2 separate regions of the Mus musculus genome follow, and region 2 is linked to region 1. Evidence: chromatin loops called from intact Hi-C (ENCODE). Cell type or tissue: left cerebral cortex. All regions are shown on one strand. Each heading gives the region's core, and the rest is flanking DNA. Links, peaks and the distances in the headings are about the cores only.

Region 1 (10,787 bases), core at 1,128-9,127:
GAAGACAGCTTTTGGGAGTCAGGTCTCTCCCTCCACTGTGAGTTCACGGAATCAAACTCATGTCATCAGACTTACAGAGCAAATGCTTTTATTCCTAAACCCACCTTGCTGACCCTGTCATACTCTTAATGCCCGTGCTTACATATAAATGATTATGTACATGTTTTCTATCCCATGTGGACCTTCGGTGTTTGCCGGATCAGGTCTGCGTGTGTTGTTTCTGTTGACTCCTGCTCAAAGTTTGTGTTCTGAGTGTTTTTTTTTTTTTCATAGCCCCAGTTATCCTCAACCCTATGATCTTCGTGCCTCAGCTTCTAAGTGCCGGAATTATAGGTGTATACCATCATGACAGGCCTTGTGTTTTAGAACTTAGTGCCTTCGTGATTTATTTTTTAAATTCTATTTTGAGACAGGGTCTTACGTAACTCAGGCTGGCCCTAAACTCTCTATGTAGCTGATGGTGACCTTGAACTTCTGATCCTCCTGCCTCCACCTCCGGGGATTACAGGTGTGTAATACCTCACTTATATGCTGCCAGTGCTGGGAATTGAACCTGGTGTGACGTGGAAACTTAAGGGTTCTTTGGAAAGTCAGTTGGATGGTGTTTGGCTGGGGCACACATGTGAAGGAACGTTTCACTGAAGCAGACACAGGAGAGAGGATGTTCTGCTAATGCAAGCATGTGGAAGGACATGTGATGAAGGATTCTTTGCTAACAACACGTATGTATTATTGCATAGTTGAGCTTACATTGCATAGTTGAGCTCCATTTATTGGGATTCCATAGAGAGAAACACACCAAAAAAAAAAAAACAAAACAAAACAAAAAAAACTTCTGGTGGTGTGAGGCAGTTTCTTGCTGCTTACTTGGACTTGGGCTCATTGGCAGAGTGATGTCAGCTGAGACAGACGCATGTGCTGAGGCAAGACCCTTGGAAGACGCAGTGATGTCTGGGGGGATATAACTAGAACTCAATGGACAGTGTCAGAGGCTGAGCTTGGCTTGCTGGTACAGCTAGTTGTACAACGCTTGTGAGTCTTGCATCTTCACTGATCTTAATCTTCGCTCTGCTGAGAGAGGCACAGCTGGGAAGTTCTGGCGTTCCTGTTGGTCCTGGTCCCTCCCGCTGACTAGAGCCAAGCTGAGGCCTGGCTGTCTCTGGTAGGTAGTGCCACTGCTGCTGATTCGTGTTTGGTATTTTGACTCTACCGAACTGGACCGCTGGTGTATCCATGAAGTTTTTGTAAGTGGATGGAACGGCTCTAAAGAACCTTTCTAAATGAGCCCACTTACCCCATATATCCTTTCTTTTCTACTACCTCTGGTGGGTGGTGGGTTACAAGGGAGGTTAAAGTGTTTAAGAACCATCATTAAAAACAGGAGTTTGAAAAAATTGAAGTTACACTCGTGCTTCGTGCATGCCAGACAAGTAAGCTACAACTAAGCTACATCTGTAGCCCCTAAGTTTTAAAACATTAAAATGGTGTATACTGGGCTGGAGCGATGGCTCGGTGTTTAAAAGAACTTGCAGTGCTTGCACAGGACCTAAGCTAGGTTCCAGCACCCACATCAAATGACCTGTAACTCTAGCTCCAGGGACTCTGACACCCTTTCTAGACTCTTAGGGCACCCTAAAACATGTGCACACAAACAAGCACACACATGACCATGCATATAAGTAAAAATAAATAAATGTTAAAAATGGAGAAAGGTGACCGTGGGTGGGATAGTGTGCCTTCTTCTGATACATATGCCTTATGCCATGGTTCCTCACACGATGTCCATCCTGCAGTGGAGGCTTCCCAGCTCTTTCTGAAGGGTCGCAGCACATCCCGGCTGTCTTTATTTACAGGGACTCTCTTGTGGTCCCAGCTGGGAGAATGCATCTTTAGAGACCCCTTCTGTTTCTGCCAGGTGCCTCTACCCGTGTAGGCCAATTTGCTGCTTATAGCTTTTCAGGACAGACATGAAAAATGAATTCTTGCTCCAAACCCACATGAGGGAGAGGACATGGTTTTCGTTCACATGGAGGGCAATTGCATGCTCTCCCTCTGTTTTGCCACCAGAGCCCGGATAAGCTCTTCTCCGAGCATGACTTGAGGATTTTTGCATAGGCTCAGCCCTTCTCTCCTGCTTCTCTAAGAATCCACCAGCACAGTGGGTTGACCAGTTGTCTCCAGGGAATATTGGCCTCAAGGGCCAGCTCAATGCCTTCTCTGGACCTAGTTTTCATTTCTTGCTCTATCAGACTTCTAAAGGCTTTCTTCACTTCTCTACAATATGGCTGTGCATTAGCATTTTAGTTCAACATCAACTTTATCCTTAGTAAGCTTAGCCATATGACAAAACCTTCCTTGGTATCAATATGGTGTCAGATGACATGTCTCTACCGTTGAGAGCTCACCATGAGATAAGGATCCTTAGAAAGTGAACCGGTGAGAGGCATTTATAAAAAGAATCTAAAACGATACAGATCTCTATCATCGTGTCATTCCCTGAGCTCTGATGCCGTGCCAGGAACTCTATGTGGCTTGGCTGTTCTCATCAGCATCATGACCAAGGGAATGTTCCAGCTCACTAGTGAGGGAACAGGGACATAGATGCTAAGTGACTTGCCCTCTGTCACATAGCACCAGACCTAAAGGACATGGGGTTCAGGAGTGGGAGCTTAGCCTTTTTGGTAAGGGATGGTGTCCCAACTGACCCCCACTCATTCTTTACCTCCCTGTCACACCTAGCCCAGCAGTGACCTGGCACTTTGCCTTTCTGGAGCCACCACCCCCCCCTCACAGCCTGTTCTGAGCAAGACTCCTCCCTGCCAGAAGCAGCCCTGTGAGGGGGCAAGGCGAGGGCAACCTCATTAATATTCTCTGTCTGTCACCTTGGCAGGGAGCAGCAAGGCACAGGGAAGGAGGTGTGTTTGTGTCGGGAAGGGCTGTGGCATCCGCTCCTGTGGCCAGGTATAAGCGTGGCATTGGGGCCAGGAAGGGTGGAAGGATGACAGTGGTGCTCAGAAGAGGTTACGAAAGTTGGGAACAGTGGCTCAGAATGGCTGCATGACGGGGGCATCAGGGTGGGGGTAGGGTTGCCGGCCCAGGAAGCCATCTCCAGGCTGCAGCTAACTCTTTTGGATCTATAGAGAGATCCTATAGAGGGTAAAATTACTACAACCACATAGACCAGCACACACATATACACACACAAGAGTATGTTGGAATATACTTTTGCACACCCTACAGAAAACATGTCTTTGTGCTTAACATACTTAGCTCAGAGTCTGGTTCTCCATCCACATAGCTGATCATAGCTATACACAGCTAAACATTTTAAAGTGGCATGTTGTGTCTCTGTGGGGGCTTGTTCTACAGTTTAACACTGAAAGCCATGGACTGTGGAGCTGAGGGGAGATTTTCACTCCCATCCTATCCCTTCTTACCCTCCATAAAGGAAGCAGCTGCCAGCAGTTCCATGGTTTTCCATTGTGTCTTCTCCTGAACCACGTGATCTTGGAGCAGGCCACTCCACAGCCCTGTGGGCATGCCCTGTGCACCACCTCAGCAGATGGCTTTCCTCAACAGTGCATACATATGCATAAATCTACACACCTGGGGGAGCCTGTGGATTCCCCCATCTCTTCATTTGCTCTGGTGTCTACACGTCTAGAAGATTTCCCATTCTTCCTTGAAGCCCCTCCCAGGGTTCTGAGCAGGCCTGGCCCTCTGACCCTTTGATACGAAGGGCTGGGAAGAGGCTGGTGATGTGTGTGTGTGTGTGTGTGTGTGTGTGTGTGTGTGTGTGTGTGTGTGTGTGTGTGAGTGTGTGAGTATATGAGTGTGTGTCTGTGTGTCTGAGATAGACCAAAAAGACTGAGATGGCAAGGCCTAGGAGTGGCTGCGCTTTGGGGAAACAGCCCCTGCCCAGCCCCCACAGCCTCTTCCAGCCCCAGCTCCCACCTGACAGCGCTCCGTTCCCATTTCCTGCTCCTATCTTGAACCCCGAGTGGAGGTCTCAGCTTGCTCTGAAGGCTTGTCATGTCTGCGTTTAATGAAGTTTAATTATCTTCTAAGATTCGATGAATAATTATAAATCTCTTCAAGATGCAATCACACGGGCTCATGCTTCGTTAATGGTGGAAAATCAATTGTAATTCTCGCAACTCCTCTCTTCTGGAGATTGGCCTGTTTGTACACGCACACCCCTTTGGACCTCTCTTTGTCTTTCCAGAAGTACACCTGGTATGGCTTTCTCCTCCCCACTGATGAGCCTGGCAGGGGTGTGAGGTGGGAGTGGGGAGAGAGGAGGGACAAAGCAGGAACAGAAAAGAGGGGGACCGCTATGGGTCCAGCGTTGTTGCATGGGGGGACAGGGCAGAAACGGTAGCTCTCTCCCAGGCCAGACCAGGAGAAAGCAGTGTTTTCTGACCTGCATCTCTTTATATTTAAATTAAACGATTTATATGTATGCATGTGTGTGCTTGTCTGAGTGTGGACTCTTGAGAAAAATGTGTTTTCTCCTTCTATCACATAGGTTCTGGTGATTGACCTCAGGTTATCAGGCTTATCTCACCAACCCTTTCCTCACCTTTAAGGAATGGGTCACATCCCTCCACAAATCCACCAAGGGCTAGCACCACTCCAGCAAGAAAAAGACACCCTAAACCTCAGATGTTCCGATGGCTGCATCCTGAGAGCACCCCAAGCGTCTGGCCTCCTAGGAGCCCAGATACCTCTGCAGAGACAAACTCTAAGTAACTCAGGGTATTCCTCTCCAAGAAGTCATGGTGGTGCAGACCTGTCTCCCTGGTTAGATGGGAGGCTGAAGCAAGACCACAAGTGTAAGGTCTGCCTGTGCTAGAGTCCAGATCCAACTCAGGCAACCTGGTGAGACCCTGTCTTAAAGTAAGAAGTAAAAGGAGGTGGGCAGCTGGGGAGAAGACTCAATGGGTAAAGTGCTTTCTGTGCAAGCTCAAGTACCAGAGTTCAAATCCCCAGCATCCACATAAGAACCTGGGCATGGTAATATGTGTCTGTAATCCGTGTCAGTGGAATAGAGACAAGTGGATCCCCAGGACTTGCTAACCAACAAGTCTAGCCAGAATGGTAAGTTCCAGGTTTAGGAGAAATCCTGTCTAGAAAATTAGAAGGGCCAGCCTCTGACCTCCACATACATACATACATACATACATACATACACACATACACATACATATACACACATACATACATACACATACACACATATATACACACACATACATACATACATACATACATACACATACACACAAACATACACACACATATACACACACATATACACACAATACTACATATACACATACATGCATGCATACATACACACATACATACATACACATATAACACATACATACACACATACACATACACATACAATATACATACATACATGTATATACACATACAACACATACATACATGCATGTACATACATACATGCATACATACATGCATACATACATACATACATACATACATACATACACATACACCCGGGCTGGGAATACATTCCTCAGGTGTGCAGAATTTTCCTCAAGTGTTTCTGGCCAGGGGCTCGACACTACAAAGCAAGTGGCTGCTGCTGTATATTCGGATCCCAGCGGCAAGAGCAGCCATGTCCTAGATAGGTAGGGTGCAGACTCCAGCACCTGTTGCCAGAGCCCGTTGGCCCTCACAGCCTCCTTCCAGCCAAGACATGTGCCTCGACTCTTGAAAGTGGCCAAGTGCTCACGAGTACACCACTAGGGGGAGTGGGCAGCTTGGGGTGTGAGGACACAGTTAGCAGAGCTATGTTGAGAGCCAAGGGAAGGCAGACATCTGGACTCATCGAGGACAAGGACCCTGTGACCCCTCAGCAGGCTCAGTTTCTCTCTTAGCTATGAGCTCTATCCAGTGCTGACTAGTGGAACTTTCTGCTCAAGTAGGAGCCTTGGGCCATGAGTGGATATTTATTTCAGTTTAAATCAAAATCAAAGAAAAAAATAAACAGTTCCCTCTATACTGCCCTCTCAAGTGCTCGACTGCCACACCGGGTCAGCAGAATAGAGTCTAGACCTTTCCGTCACTGAGGAAAATTCTATGGGACAAGGTAGGCCTTGGGTCCCTGTGCCTTCTGGCACCAATCCAGACCTGCCAGCTGTTTCTAGACAGTGCTGAGCATCTTGGAGCAGCCAGGGATCTTTTCCTGTGACTGCCAGAATAAATTGTCCTGTCCTATGTGTTCCTTTCCGCCGCTGTGGTAAACACTATGGCCAAAAAAACCGGCTTGGGAAGGCAAGGGACCATTTCAGTTTACAACTCAGAGGCCATACTACTCCATCACTGAGGAAGTCAGGCCAAGAACTCAAGGCAGGAACTGGGATGGAAACCATGGAGGATCAGTGCCTGCTGGCCCTGCTGGCCCTGCTGGCCCTGCTCCCTGGCTCATGGGTAGGCCCATGCTCAGGATGCTTTCTTCTATAACTTAGGACCACCTACCTAGGGATGGAGTTGCTCACAGTGGCTGGTTCCCCCGATATCAGTTAACAGTGTAGACAGTCCCCAGCAGGCCAGTGTGATCTAGGTTTTCCTCTCAGATGACTCAGGGTCCTGTCATATCTGCAGTTAAGCTAACTAGGACAGGCCCCAGATGCAGGCTCCACGTGATACAAATCTATGGCTGTGGCATTCGGAATAGATCTCACTGGGCTGACGTTGAGGTGTTGGCTGCGCTGGACACTTCTGGAGTCTAGAGCAGAGTAGGGTTCTTTGCTTTCTCTAGAGTCTAAAGGTGCTTGCATTCCTTGATCCCCTCTTAGTCTTCAAAGCCAACAAGATGCCCTGGCCCACTTCTCTGTACCCCACAGTTAAGGAAGACCCTGGCCCAAAACAACTCACGTTATTAGATTGGGTGGCCGCCTATTTCAAGGCACTTCACTCGAAAATACCTAATCCCTGCCTGGCACCCAGCCACAGATCCTAGGAGTGAAGGCCCCATCTCTTTAGGGCCTCCTCCTACCCATCACAGGCCCTATACCCAGGCTTCCAGAGAGGCGTCCCAGAGCCAGAGAGGAGGGAGGTTTCTTCAAGGTCACACAGGGTGTTCTTGGTACTGCACCGCCCTTCCAGGTCACCTTCTCTTGACCATATGCCCAACCCAGTGCTGGGCTCATGAGCTGCTAACAGCTGACAGCCACACCCTCCTCCCCTTTCCACCTCCTCACAGGGCCTTGTCCTTGGCTTCAGAATTGCAGGCTCTCTCTCATACCTCTCTGTAGGGTCCAGTCTCCTGTCAATGGCTGACTGATGCGTGTATATACAAAGGATTCCCCTCTCTCTCCAATTGGGGGGAGGGAGTCCTCTGAAAGGGACAGTCCCAGGTAAGCTCAGGTCTAAGCTGCAGCTTCCTGACGCATCTGCTTCTGTCTCCCTAAACTCAGACAGGCCAAGTGTGGGGCCTGCCCCCAGCTGCTGAGACCGTGGTCCTGCCTGGCAGGTCCTTAGCCGGCTGGCAGTTGCCATAATTCCATGTGACACTCAGAGGTCATTGGTTTACTGGGGCTGGTGGATGGAGTATTGCTGTCCCCTCTCAGGAAGAGACAGTCCCCTGTCCCAGACTACAGGGCTCACAGTCCTGCGGAAGGAGGCTGGGCAGAGGCTCTGAGAAGTGAAATTTGCTCTCTGTGCTCAACCAGTGATGGTTGTCCTGGCTCCATGCCGGGACCCCTAAGTCCAGGAAGTGGGTGCAGCCAGGATTCCCTTTGTAGTTGGGTAGGGAGAGGCAGGGTATTAGGTCCTCAGATTCCTGGTAAGTCTCCTCCCAAAAAGGTTCATCAAGACCCTTGTGTACCTCACTGAGAGACAAACATGGGCTCAGGGGGGTCTGGGTTGCTCTCCAATACCCACAGGCTCACCTCTCAGAGCCTCTTTTACCTTTCTCACAGAGAGGCTGTAAGGGTGACATATGCTATCCCTAGGACTCCCATTTGATGAAGCTTATGAATCTCTCATCTGATGTGCTGAGGACGGCTTATGTTGCTAAGTGTTACCATGCACTGGGCTAACTGCTTTGCCTTCATTATTTCATCCCATAGAACTGGAATCAGGTTCTGTTATTCCTAAATAGATGACAATATGGAGGCCCAGAGAGGTTAATAACTTTGTTCAAAGTCACACAGCCAGGGGAAGGCAGATCAAAGACCAGATTTACATAAAGCACAGGTTGGTGACTGTCACTAGGCTGTGCTGCCTCCTGTCGTTTGTCTCTTGTCTGGATCTTCTGTATTTCCTGATTTTCCTGCACCGTAAGAACTCCCCAGCTGAAAAAAAAAAATGTCTTTTCACCTGTGCTGTTTGCCTTTGACAGACAGGTGTGGCCTTCCTAGGTGTTGTTGAGTCTGCTAGGCTGGCCTTTCAAAGTAGCTTTTAGGTTGTCACCACATCACAGGTCTTAGTGTCCATCATCAAACACTAACTAGGTCAGCAGGACCATTTTTGAGCCCAGAGTCATAGCTGCAAGAGAGTCTGGAAAACATAGGTTCATAGCTTGGATTTTTATTGTTCCCCAAAGGCTCAAGTGTCAAAGGATTGGTCTTCAACCTCTGCACCACAGGGAGGCAGTGGAGGCTGCAGGAGCTCACTACTACTGAGGAGAAGGTGGGCCATTAGGGGAGTGCCCTTCAAGGGGATAAAGGTGTGCAGGCCTCTTCCTCTCCTTTGCTTTCAGGCTGCCGCTATTTGAGCAGCTTTCTCCCACCGTAACGTTCTGTTTTGCCACAGGCCTCAAAGCAACAGAGCCAACCAACCGAGGACTAAACTTTCTGGAGCCAAAGGCCAAAACCAAAAACTAAAAAAACCTCTGACCTCATCAGTCAACCAATCTCTCTTTGATGCTGTTGGGAGCTCAGGAAAGGAAGGAGGTGGGGTTTAGTTAGAGAATGGATCTCTGGTGCTGGGCCCTGTTAAGAGCTTCCTTCTCCTTAGCCCCTTCCTCCCTGCTTCCCCCCCCCCCCCACGACCATGAGGGGAACCGCCTCCTCTACTACAGGCAACCACGATTATCTCTCTGTGTCACCTCAGGTTCAAAGCGACGACTGAGTCTAGAGACCACAGGCTAAACTGAGAAATGTATCCTGGGATACAGAGAGATCTTCCATTTCCCTAAAGAGGACTTGGATGTGTATTTTTCTAGGCCACTGGGGGAAGGAGTTACATATTTACTTGTTATATTGAATTTATTAGTTTAATTATAAGTATCTATAAGAAGGTGCTGATTTTAAGGTGCAGTTGGGTAGAAACATGGGTTTTCCCACACAGTACATTGTATGGAATTCTTCTACACAGCCCCATTTTGGGATCTCCACCCCTCAAGAGTGGGGCTGTAGCGGGGCGTGCCTCCCCTGTCCGTGTCACTACTAGAAATGAACTGACATCACTCTGCACCACTCCCTTGAGTAGCCCCAGGCCTCGCTCTAAGACCTTTCCGTCTGTAGATCATGGGATCAGATGCCAGGAGAAGCCCTGGATATCTATGGTCACAGCTATCATCCTAGCCTCAACTAAAGCTTATCTAGGGACCGAGAGAGGCACCCTGGGCTGTGAACTCCCAACGCTTGCTCGTGCACGTTTTTTCTTGGAGAGAGAACACTTTCTCCATCAGATTCTCCAAACACTTTCTCCATCAGATTCTCCAAGCAGTTGAAACTTTTCCAAATGACACCCCAGGCTTTTGACTGACATAAATTGGGTGGTTATATTGAAGGTGAGCTTAGTCAAGACACGTGCAGGCGTATGCTCTGACCTGTGAGCAGGATGGAGGGGTGGGGCTGGCTCCTGTTCTCTCCGCCCATGTCATCCCTTGCTCTTCTGTTCCTCTCCAGCCTCACAGCATCACATGACCAGCTGGGCAAGTGCGTGTTCCACACAGCAGTCTGGCCCCACTGCTGGTTACCATGCCATGTTTCATTTCTTTCCTGCCTGTTAGCTGGGCCTCCCCAGGGCCTGCTCTCTACAGTTGTTTTATGGAAGGTGTCAGCTTCCCACTCCACTTTCTGGCCTGATGTAGTTATTAGGAACAGCTACAAGAAGAGACAAAATACCCGGCGAGACGGCGGGGGTTGGGGTCCCCAGGCAGCTGCTCGGAACATGCTATCCCTCATTCCCCGTGTCACCGAAACCAATGCCACGCTTCTGCCATCATGTCCTATTCGGAACGGCATAATGATAGGACTGCAGACTCAGGGACAATTAAAACCGAGTTGCTGACACGTGGCTCATTCTGCTGAGGCCTCGTTGATGAGGTTAATCCCAAAGACAGCAAGACCTGGAAGGAATCATCACGGCCCAGATGTCTCGTGCTCCGAAGCAGGTCTTCATTTGAGTCCTGATTCCTTTTCTGCTCTAATACCCATATGGCACTGGGACAACAGCCCTGGGTCCTTACTGGCTTGTCACTAGGGCCTGGTGGAAGGAGAGGTGAGGCCTGGAGATTTGGACCAACCTGCTGATGATTGGTTAGCTGGGTACGGTGTCTGTATCCCTGTGGTTCCCAAAGCTGACTCTACCTGCTTCTGAATGGTGACGTCAGGGCTTCGTGTATACATGGATCTGTGCTCCAAGAACCATGGAGGTCCTGCCTTCAGACCCCAGCTCTTCGGTCTGTCTGTCTGATGGCGGCCAAGCTCTTTCTGTCGTCTCTGCCTTTCAGAGCAAGTTTCAGGCTTGGCTCCAGAGGGCACTGCTTCCACCTTCAGCTCTGTCCCTGCTAGCTC
Region 2 (9,409 bases), core at 1,393-9,392, 170 kb after region 1:
CAGGAGTGCTAGGGGATCCCAGATCCAACCTCTCAGAAGGATTGGAGCAGCCTCAGGGCCTCAGTGTCTACTGGGTGCAGAGGCCATGCCTCCCCCATCAGATTAGAGAAACTCAGACGGAAGCATCACTTTGTACTAACTAGCTATACCATACGATGGTGTGTATAACCCTGTCTGATCTGTTGAACCTCAGTTCTCTCCTGTACACGAGGAGGTAGAAGAAGACAAGAGAGCAGTATACTTTCCCCACAGATCTGACCAGCCAAGTTCAATTCTGGAAGCTTCTGTACAGAGAACTGACTCCTGAAAGCTACCATCTGATTCCTGCATGCATGCCCCGGCATGTGCATGTATGTGCACACACACAAGCTAAATATACAAACAAAAACAAACAAACATTCCAGCATACCTTCATTATGTAAACTCAGGTGTGATGGCTAACCTTGGTTGTCAACCTGATTACCTCTGGAGCAACTCGAACCCAAGTCCCTGGGCACTCCTGTGAGGAATTTTCTTAATTAGATTATTTGAAGCAGAAAGACCCATCCTAAATCTGGGCCATGCCTTCTGATGGCAGCCCACCTTAAAAAACACGGGTTCTTTGCTTTTGGCCTGCTTGCCCTCACTCTTTCTGGCAAGTTCATCTACCCTGTGGTGGAGACATTCCTTCCCCTGTATTAGAGTCAACATCTTCAGGGCTTCAATGCAGACTAATGATCAGCAGGGCTCTGAGAGTCCTCCAGAGAGCCAGCATCGGATTGGAAGTGCCAAGACATCCAGCCGCGTGGACTGAACAACTACCGGATTCTCGGCCGGCCTTTTAATCAGGAGGCAGAGTTGTTGAGCTACCCAGAGCACAGCTTATAACGCAGCCTAATCCGTTCCCCTTCACTCTAGATGCCGATCCTATCAGTTCTGCGCCTGTAGGGGACTCTGACTAATATGCCAAGTTTGCTTTAGTTGGCCACTTGGAGTGACAAATGTTTCTGTCATTTGTAGCTGCCAGGGTGGCAATCCAAGATTTTATTTAGCATCACTGGGAGCGGGGTCAGGAAGCCGAGGCCCAGAGAGATGGAGCTCGGTGCCCCAGGTCACACAGCTTATAGATTCAGCGATTCCGAGTGGGAAGCGCTTGCTCAGAGCCAACGTGCTCAATCTGGGCTTCCCGGGGAGGGAGAGGGATGAGGAGGCGTTTCTAGCAAGGCCCGGAGGACAGGGACGGAAAGGTACCAGGTTGCCATGGTTACCTGCTCACTGTGTGGCCTCAGACAGACAACCTGGCCTCTCTGAGCCTCCGGCTGGGAACAAAGCATTTCGCCCCAGCTGAGCACAGGAGACCGCTGCAGCAAGAAAGTGGGCTATCCCTCGCTCCCTCCCTGGGCCCCTGCCAGCAGCCGAAGCCCCTAAGGCTGTCGGACCCCCTCTCCACCAATACACACTCCACCTGGTTTTAAACATCTCTCAAAGCTTCGATTCAATTTGGGAGAACTCCGCAGCTCTGCAGTGCAGAATTCATCAGCCGAGGAGGCTGCTTTCGGGGAATAATTCATTTTTCTGGTGTCGGCGAGCAGAGTAATTGGTCCGGGGGCTGGCGCTCCCTCCCTCCGGCGCTCCCTCCCCGGGATGGTCTGATTTCAAACGCAGCCCGATACTGTTAGGTCAAAGGCTCTGCAATAAATAGGAGGGGGCTTCTGCCTCATAGATTGGATTATTCCACTCGCTGGTGACGAGCAAGAGGATTTAATTCCCCTGGAAACGCCAGCGAGAAAATCATTTTCCCCGCCCGATTCCCTCTTTCTTGTTTTCCTTTTTTTTTTTTTTTTCTTCCCTGAGGTATCTGTCTTTAAGAAGCTTTGAGGGTCTCCGGACTCGATTGTCCTCCTCACACACAGCCCACTGTCTGAAGCCATCTCCTCCCACATTCAATCACCATCTAAGGACAGAAGAAAATCCACGAGCGTCCCTGTCCCACCATAGAACACTAATGGGTCAGGAAGGGCCAGGGAGCCCATGTCCCCTAACATGGAAGTTCTTTGTCCCTGTTCAGAGGCTAAGGGTCCACTCGCCTTCTCCTCCAGGAAGCCCTCCCTGACTGGCCATCCAAACTAAAGAGACTGTTCCCTCACAGCTCCTTCACTGTTCCACACCTGTCTATGACAGAGGTGATGAGTCACAGAGTGGGCAATTTCCCCCTTTCCAAAAAAAAGTCTGTCTCTCACACTGTCTGAGCTTCCAGGATGAGGCCCCTTTGGGTCACTGTTGTCTCCTGGAAGCATAACAAGGTGTCTGGCATACAGAAGGGGCTTAATAAGAGCTTGGGTGCAGGTGCATCCCCCCAGGCCAGGCCCAGTGTAGGAAGCACTGTTGGGTTCAGGAAACCCCTTGGGCTCTGCACGATTCCCCCCTGCTCTGCGGGACTGGCATCCACAGGGTCCAGCACCCTGCTGTGTGCTGTGTGACACAGATCCAGGCTGTCCCTCTCTGAGCCTCCAGATGGAATGACCTAGTGCATTGCAACCAGAGATGAACGGTGCTTAGCACACCGGGCACACAGCTGCGACACATCCTGGACTTCACACTGCACTTCAGGGACATTTTTGTTGTGTTCGGAAAATACCAATGACTCAGAGATCAAAGTCAATGAAGCTGTGCTCTCCGATGGATAGGGTACTGGGCTTCCCACAGAGTGGAAGGAGAGGGGAGCCACGCATCCCACTGACCAGCACAGTGTGTCTGCCACAGCCTCCCATCTGCCGAAAACAGGGCTTCATCCATCTATAAGACATGTACCGGGCTGGTGAGATGGCTCAGTGGGTAAGAGCACCCGACTGCTCTTCCAATGGTCCGGAGTTCATATCCCAGCAACCACATGGTGACTCACAACCATCCGTAACGAGATCTGACTCCCTCTTCTGGAGTGTCTGAAGACAGCTACAGTGTACTTACATATAATAAATAAATAAATAAATCTTTTAAAAAAATGTACCACAGCCCTGAGGGAAGGATATGTACCTTGGGGGGCCCTGGACCCCTGTGGCTCTACAGGGTACAGTGTGAGGGGGAGTGGGGTAGGGGGAACTCTTTGAACACCAGCTTCTTTCTGTACACTCAGGGTGACAAAGGTTAGCACTCTGGGAGGGCTGTGTAGGGAAGTGGACAGCAACTCAGACAGGTAGTATGGGAAACCCATGAGTGGGGACAGCTCCTTCCCCACCCCATTCTCCTCCTGCAGCCCACAGTGTGTGGTGTGCCCTGGGCAGGTTAGCCTGAGCAACATCAGGGCAGGACCCTCAGGATCCAGATTGCACCTTTATTTCTATAAAGAGAAGCGGCAAATCCAGGGGAGACCCTAGTGTGTCAGTTTGCAAACCCCCACTCCTTTTCTTCCCTCTGTGCTGGGGGTGAAACCCAGAGCCCCCCCCCCATATGTTGGACAAGTGTTCTATCTCTGACCTGTATCACCAGTCCTCTTTTCATTTCTTATTTTTGAGACTGAGTTTGCCTAATTGCCCTCATTCTCTAGCCCAGGCTAGAGATGAACTCACTCTGTAGCCCAGGCTGGCCTAGAACTTTCTATTCTCTTGTCTCGGCTTTCCCAGTAGCTGAGATTACAGGCCTAAACTAAATGTGTGTTCTTGTCCCTAGACATGTGTGTCTCCTGACTCCTGGAAGAAAAGGAAAGAAGGGGAGTCAGGGGAGAGGAGGAGGTTGACCCCACATTCACTGATGGGAGGTGGCCCAAAAAGCAGAGAAAGGTCCCAGGTGGCCTGGGATGGAGGTGATCAGGTGGCTTGGCCTCAGGAGGCAAAGGCAGGATACACATTTGGAAATGGGGGACTCCACAGAGCTCCCCATCTGACCACATCACCGCATGGCTGCTTCCACCATCCTCACACCCCCTTCCCCACCCAGACAGTTCTTCCTAATATCTCCCTGAATCTCTCCTGCTGCTGTGTCAGCACAGACCTGAGCTGAAGCACCCTAGTTGTCTGCCGAGCTGACAGCAGCTTTAACTCAGCGAGATAATCCTACCAGCAATTAATTGGCTTTTGTTGGAGGAGACTGAATACCATCTTGTCTTAATCTCCTGCATTATTCTCCCTGCTCAGCAGAGTCAACACAAGATTAGGTTTAATTTGGGGGAAGGGGGGGGGGGACAGTGGACTCACTAGGAGATGAAATAGGATCTGTCTGGGTATCCTAAGCTTTCTTCAGCCGAGGGGGCTTGAAGAAGGCCCAGGGCTCTGCTGGGGTGCAGGAGCACCCCAGATCTAAAGACCACCTCCAACCCCCTGTAGGTTCAGGCCTGAACCTAAACCAAGCATGGTGGTACACACCTGCAATTCCAGGACCAAAGAGCAGAGGCAGGAGAAGCAGACATTCAATGTCAGCCTCAGGCCAGCCTGGGATACTTGAAAGTCTGTGTCAAAACAACAAAAGACAAGTTGCATGGAGAGACCCCAAGGCTGAGCCTCTTCAAAGACCCTGGGGATGGGCACTGAGCCCTCAGCAAGGAGCCTGGTTGGGCTTTGGATTCAAATCTCAGGTCTGAGGCCGCCAAGCTGAGAACCGCCTTGATGATGCTGCCATCTGGTGGTCACAAGAGGAACTGCCCCTTGCTCCCTTCTCAAATCTATTTACAAGACAAATTAGAAAAGAAAGAGAATCTGGAAAGATAGATCTGAGACTAAGAGCACTGATTGTTCTTCCAGAGGATCTGGGTTCAGTTCTCAGCATCCACATTGTGGCTCACAACCATCTGTAACTCCAGCTCTAGGGCATCCAATGCCCTCTTTGGGTCTTCTTTGACATACATACATGCAGGCAAAACACCCATACACATTAATTAAAAAGCGATCTTTCCATTACAAAGCTGCTAAACAGAGATAATCACCAGGAAAATACAAGAAAATCCATTTACATCCTATGACACCTTAATTAAAACTGTCTTGGCACCCCTGGTGCTCATTCAATCTGCCTGGGGGTATGACCCATGCTAGAACCCTGAAGTCACCTTCCATGTCATGTCCATTTCAGCCCCCAGCTCATCCTTGCTCTGGCTCCAGTAGGATCCCATGTCTGATCCTGAACCGTAATGACTTAGCTCATCCCTGAGCTGGAAGCCACTTCCGATATCCTCATGAGCAACCAGCCTCTCCCACCTATGACTAGTTAACAGCTCCTACAATAGTGGAGGAGACAAGTCTCTGGGCTTGTCTGTGAGAGGTTTCTTGATTGGGTTAAATGAGGTGGATAGATCCACCCTGAATGTGGGATGGCGGCGCCATTCCACAGCCTGGGGGTCCTGATGGGAAGAAAAGGAGAAGGCAAGCAAAGCAGGGCGCCCTGCCTGAGGACGCAGCTCTCCCTGAAACGGCTGGTGAGCAGGTAGGATGAACCTGGGCTCTTCTGGAGAGGCGGGTTGGAGACAGGGTTTCTCTGGGTAACAGAACCCTGGCTGTCCTGGGCTCGCTTTGTAGAGCAGGCTGGCCCGGAACTCACAGCGATCTGCCTGCCTCTGCCTCCCGGGTGTTGCTGAGGTTCAAGGCGAGCGCCACCACCCAGCCTGAACGTGAGCTCTTAACAATGAAAACCAGCACAGGAGTCCTCAGCCTGAGCCTGTTGCCGCTGCAAGACACTGCGGTGACCACACCGTCGTCACTGCTACCGTCCGGTCACCCAGTGTTCTCTGGAAATGTGGTTCCACGGGCAAGTCTGTAAACTGCTGCTATCTAATCCCCGGTTCCCAGAAACTTCCTGTCCCTAGCGGAAGCTCATGTCACACCATGTAGCACAGTGCGCAGCGCGTCCTGGGGAGACTCTCTGGGTTAGCATCTGCATCTCTAAGCTCACGGCAAGCGGCAAGCTGTGTCCCCACTGCTCCAGGCATGCTGGCTGCATTCCTGCTGTAGGTAGGTTCATTCCCAGCCCAGGGCCTTTGCTTTGGCTGCCCGTGTGGTGGTGTTGTCCCAGACCTCTGTATAGCTGGGGCCTCCTCATCGTCTTCAAAGGTCCCTTCACAGAGATCCTTCCTGATGCCCTTGGCCGAGCAACCCGGTCACCCTCAGTACTCCTTTGTTGGCGCTGCTGTGGAGACCAGGTCCCTGAGTAGCTGGCTAGAATCCCACTTCTATGAAGGACTAGAGGACTGTGTGACCTCAGGGAAATTGCCTGCCTTGTCTATGCTTTGTCTCACTCGAAAGAAAGAAAGAAAGAAAGAAAGAAAGAAAGAAAGAAAGAAAGAAAGAAAGAAAGAAAGAAAGAAAGAAAGAAAGAAAGGAAGGAAGGAAGGAAGGAAGGAAGAAAGGAAGAAAGAAAGAAAGAAAGAAAGAAAGAAAGAAAGAAAGAAAGAAAGAAAGAAAGAAAGAGAAAGGGAGAGAGAGGGAAGGAGGGAGGGAGGGAAGGGGAGAGAGAGAGAGAGAGAGAGAACAGGGACTGGAGAGATGGCTCAGCACCTAAGAGCACTTGCTGTTCTTTTCAGAGGACTCGTTCAGTTTCCAGAACCCACACCAGGAGGCTCACAACGAATGGTAACGTCCACTCCAAGGGATAGGGTGCTCTCCTCGGGCATCCGCACCCATGTGGCTACACACAGAGAGACATATGCACATACACATATACATACAAGAAATAAAAATTGATATTTAAGATAGTTTTTATCCTTTCTTGCTACTATATTTGATTTGGGGTTTTCTGGGGGAGAGGGTTGTGGTTTTCTGTTTTGTTTTGTTTTGTTTTGAGACCGGGTCTTATTGTGTAACTATGGCTGGCCTAGAGCTCACTATGTAGAGACCACATTGGTCTTAAACTCATGGAGATCCACCTGCCTCTGCCTCCAGCACAGTTCTTAATGGGCGCCCACTGAGTAGGGAGAGTGTCACCTCATGTTGGCCGCTGGCTTCATTTGATTGTTTGTTAGTCATGTTTCTCCCTCTACAGTGTGAACGCCAGCAGAGGCTGACTAACTGTGATCTCTTCCTGACATGTAGTAGGAAGTCACATTCAACTCATATTCAGTAGCAATGCATATTCAACTTGTTGCCCTAAGAGAGAGAGAGAGCCCTTGGCTGCCACCTGCTGGCTGACACGTGGAATTTTCCTTGAGGAACGCTGACCTCAGCTCCTCCTCGATGCCTCCAGGGTGGTGGGCTCAGCCCAGTTGAGGGTTAAGAATGAACGTGGGGGCTGGTGAGATGGCTCAGTGGGTAAGAGCACCCGACTGCTCTTCCAAGGTCCAGAGTTCAAATCCCAGCAACCACATGGTGGCTCACAACCATCCGTAACGAGATCTGACTCCCTCTTCTGGAGTGTCTGAAGACAGCTACAATGTACTTACATATAATAAATAAATAAACCTTAAAAAAAAAAAAAAAGAATGAACGTGGATCACAGTACCCCAATGCAGACTGACTGTATTGCTATGTTGATTCCGGGTGCCACTTGCCATCTTATTCTGTTTCATGTTAGGGAAGGGTGGTGACAATCCCTGTTCACATCTGAGTGGACAACAAGCACCCACTGGGATGCCCAAGAACTCACACTTCACCTCCCTGAGCAACACAACCTCCTGACCGCCACGTCTCTGTCAACCAGATGGTCTCCCAGAACTACTGAATTTAACTGTCACGCCACACTTCAGCCAACTCCTTGGGTCTCTTAGGTGGGTTCCTGACCCTTGAGAAGCCTTTTTCTTTCTTTTATTTTTTTTTTTTAATTTTTTTGGCCTGAAAGGACAGCCTCAGTGCTCTGGGCTCCCTCTTCTGAGCCAGGTAGGCTCCACACACATATTGCAGTCCTTTGCCCTAAAGCTCTACCTTACCTAACATTCATTACAACCCAAGCTCACGAGTTTATGCTCCCTTCCATTACGCTAGGCCCGAGGCCACCAGTCGCTCCTCTTATGATTAGCAATTAAGGTGGGTGGGACCTTGCCCTCCCCTCAGACTCGGAGTCCCCTTAGAAAGGACTGGGGTGAACGGGGGAGCTGGGGAGTTTGGAGTGGAGATGGCGTGGAGGTTAAGAGCACTTGCTGTTCTCCCAGAGGAGCCACATTCAAATCCCAGCACTATGTCAGGCTCACAACCACCTAGAATTCCAAAGGCAGGCGATCTGATGCTTTTTCTTTTATGGGCACCAGAACGGGTCACACACACACACACACACACACACACACACACACACACACACACACACACACACACGTAGTCCCGGAAGACCCAAGACAGAGACTTAGAAGCAATTAGACAGAAGGGTCAAGGAACTAAGGCAAGTCCCAGCTCAGGCGGCTGTCCCACCTCACCAGCAGGTGGCACCAAACCACAGACTAAAAGATGAAGGCAGAGCTGGGGGTGGGGGGGGGGGGTCACAGTGGCTCTATTAGGACAACAGTGACAAGACCTCTCCTCACCCCCAGTCAGCCATGGAGCATTCTGGGAAGGAGCTGAGATGCCAGAAAGCAAGTAGCCTAACCTACAGCCTAACACACCCTCCCCACGGCCTACCCCAAGCATGGCACAGAAAGGCAGCTTGTAGATAAAACCAATCCTGGCCCAGCCAGGAAGGCTAGCATAAAGCAGGGATGAATAAAAAGAGTAGCCAAGATTATTCTTCTCTGTGTGTGTGTACGCGCGTGTGTGTGTGCGCGCGCGCGTGTGTGTGTGCGCGCGCGCGTGTGCGCGTGCGCGTGTGCGTGTGTGTGCGTGTGTGTGTGTGTGTGTGTGTGTGCGCGCGCCACTCCACAGCCTTCATCTCTAAGCCCAAGAGAATGCTATCCAGACCTGGTGGCGTCACTGCCAAACTGCTCCAGAGAGGGATAGGAACAACGCAGCAAGACACAGCCTAACTACTGGGCCAACGGAGCCTGTTGGGCAGGCACCCCACACTCCTTTACCAAGCCCTGTTGTGGATTCTGGGCAGCTTGGATGTCCTCAGGCGCCAGGCTCAGCCAGCCCCTCCTCAGACTCACAATCCAAGCCTTTGTCCGCTGGCCTGCCCAGGCCCAGCTGGCCCCACACCAACCCAAGAGCCCCTGGAAACCCGAGCAGCTGGACGGCCACCAAGTACTTTTCCAGGCCGGGCCAGGGGCCCTGGGGAGACGGAGCACGATGGGGTGGTGGAGATGTCCATTCATCTGTGCGTCCATTGTTGCGTTCTTTGGACAAATATTTATTGAGTGCCCACTTTGAGGCAGGCACAATGCTAGGAGCGCGGGATCCAGCAGCAGCCCCATACCCCCTCGGATCGTACATTCTAGAAGCGACTGCCCGTGGAGATGCAAATGAAAGCCATCCTACAGTAAAGCAACATGTCCTTCTTTCCTCGGGACCAGACTGAAGGAAGGGGCGGGAGAGAGGCAGGTGCAAGGCGTGGGCGAGGCAGGTGAGGATGCTACCAACTAAATTAAGGCCTT

Evidence for each region. Peaks named below come from ENCODE experiments on the same cell type or tissue, not always from the same donor. Only the 100,000 strongest peaks of a DNase experiment are listed, where the experiment ranks them.
Region 2: it touches region 1 in a loop (3-fold over the local background); 3 of 42 quality-filtered maps call a loop at or near these places.

Annotation. Positions count from the first base shown.
Region 1 is chr4:148,333,712-148,344,498 of GRCm38, reverse strand. No RefSeq gene overlaps it. Among named protein-coding and RNA genes, the nearest start is that of Disp3, 51 kb to the right of the region's middle. In left cerebral cortex, for the core only: a CTCF peak has its summit at 5,787 (motif pointing right); DNase peaks (open chromatin) are centred at 5,781 and 6,665.
Region 2 is chr4:148,166,153-148,175,561 of GRCm38, reverse strand. Fbxo2 (F-box protein 2) reads right to left here. Exons shown (of 6, transcript NM_176848.1): 6 at 9,145-9,409. Among named protein-coding and RNA genes, the nearest start is that of Fbxo2, 10 kb to the right of the region's middle. In left cerebral cortex, for the core only: CTCF peaks have their summits at 4,597 (motif pointing left), 7,082 (motif pointing left) and 8,310 (motif pointing right); DNase peaks (open chromatin) are centred at 4,587, 7,084, 8,340, 8,966 and 1 more place; H3K4me3 peaks cover 438 bases; H3K27ac peaks cover 1,158 bases.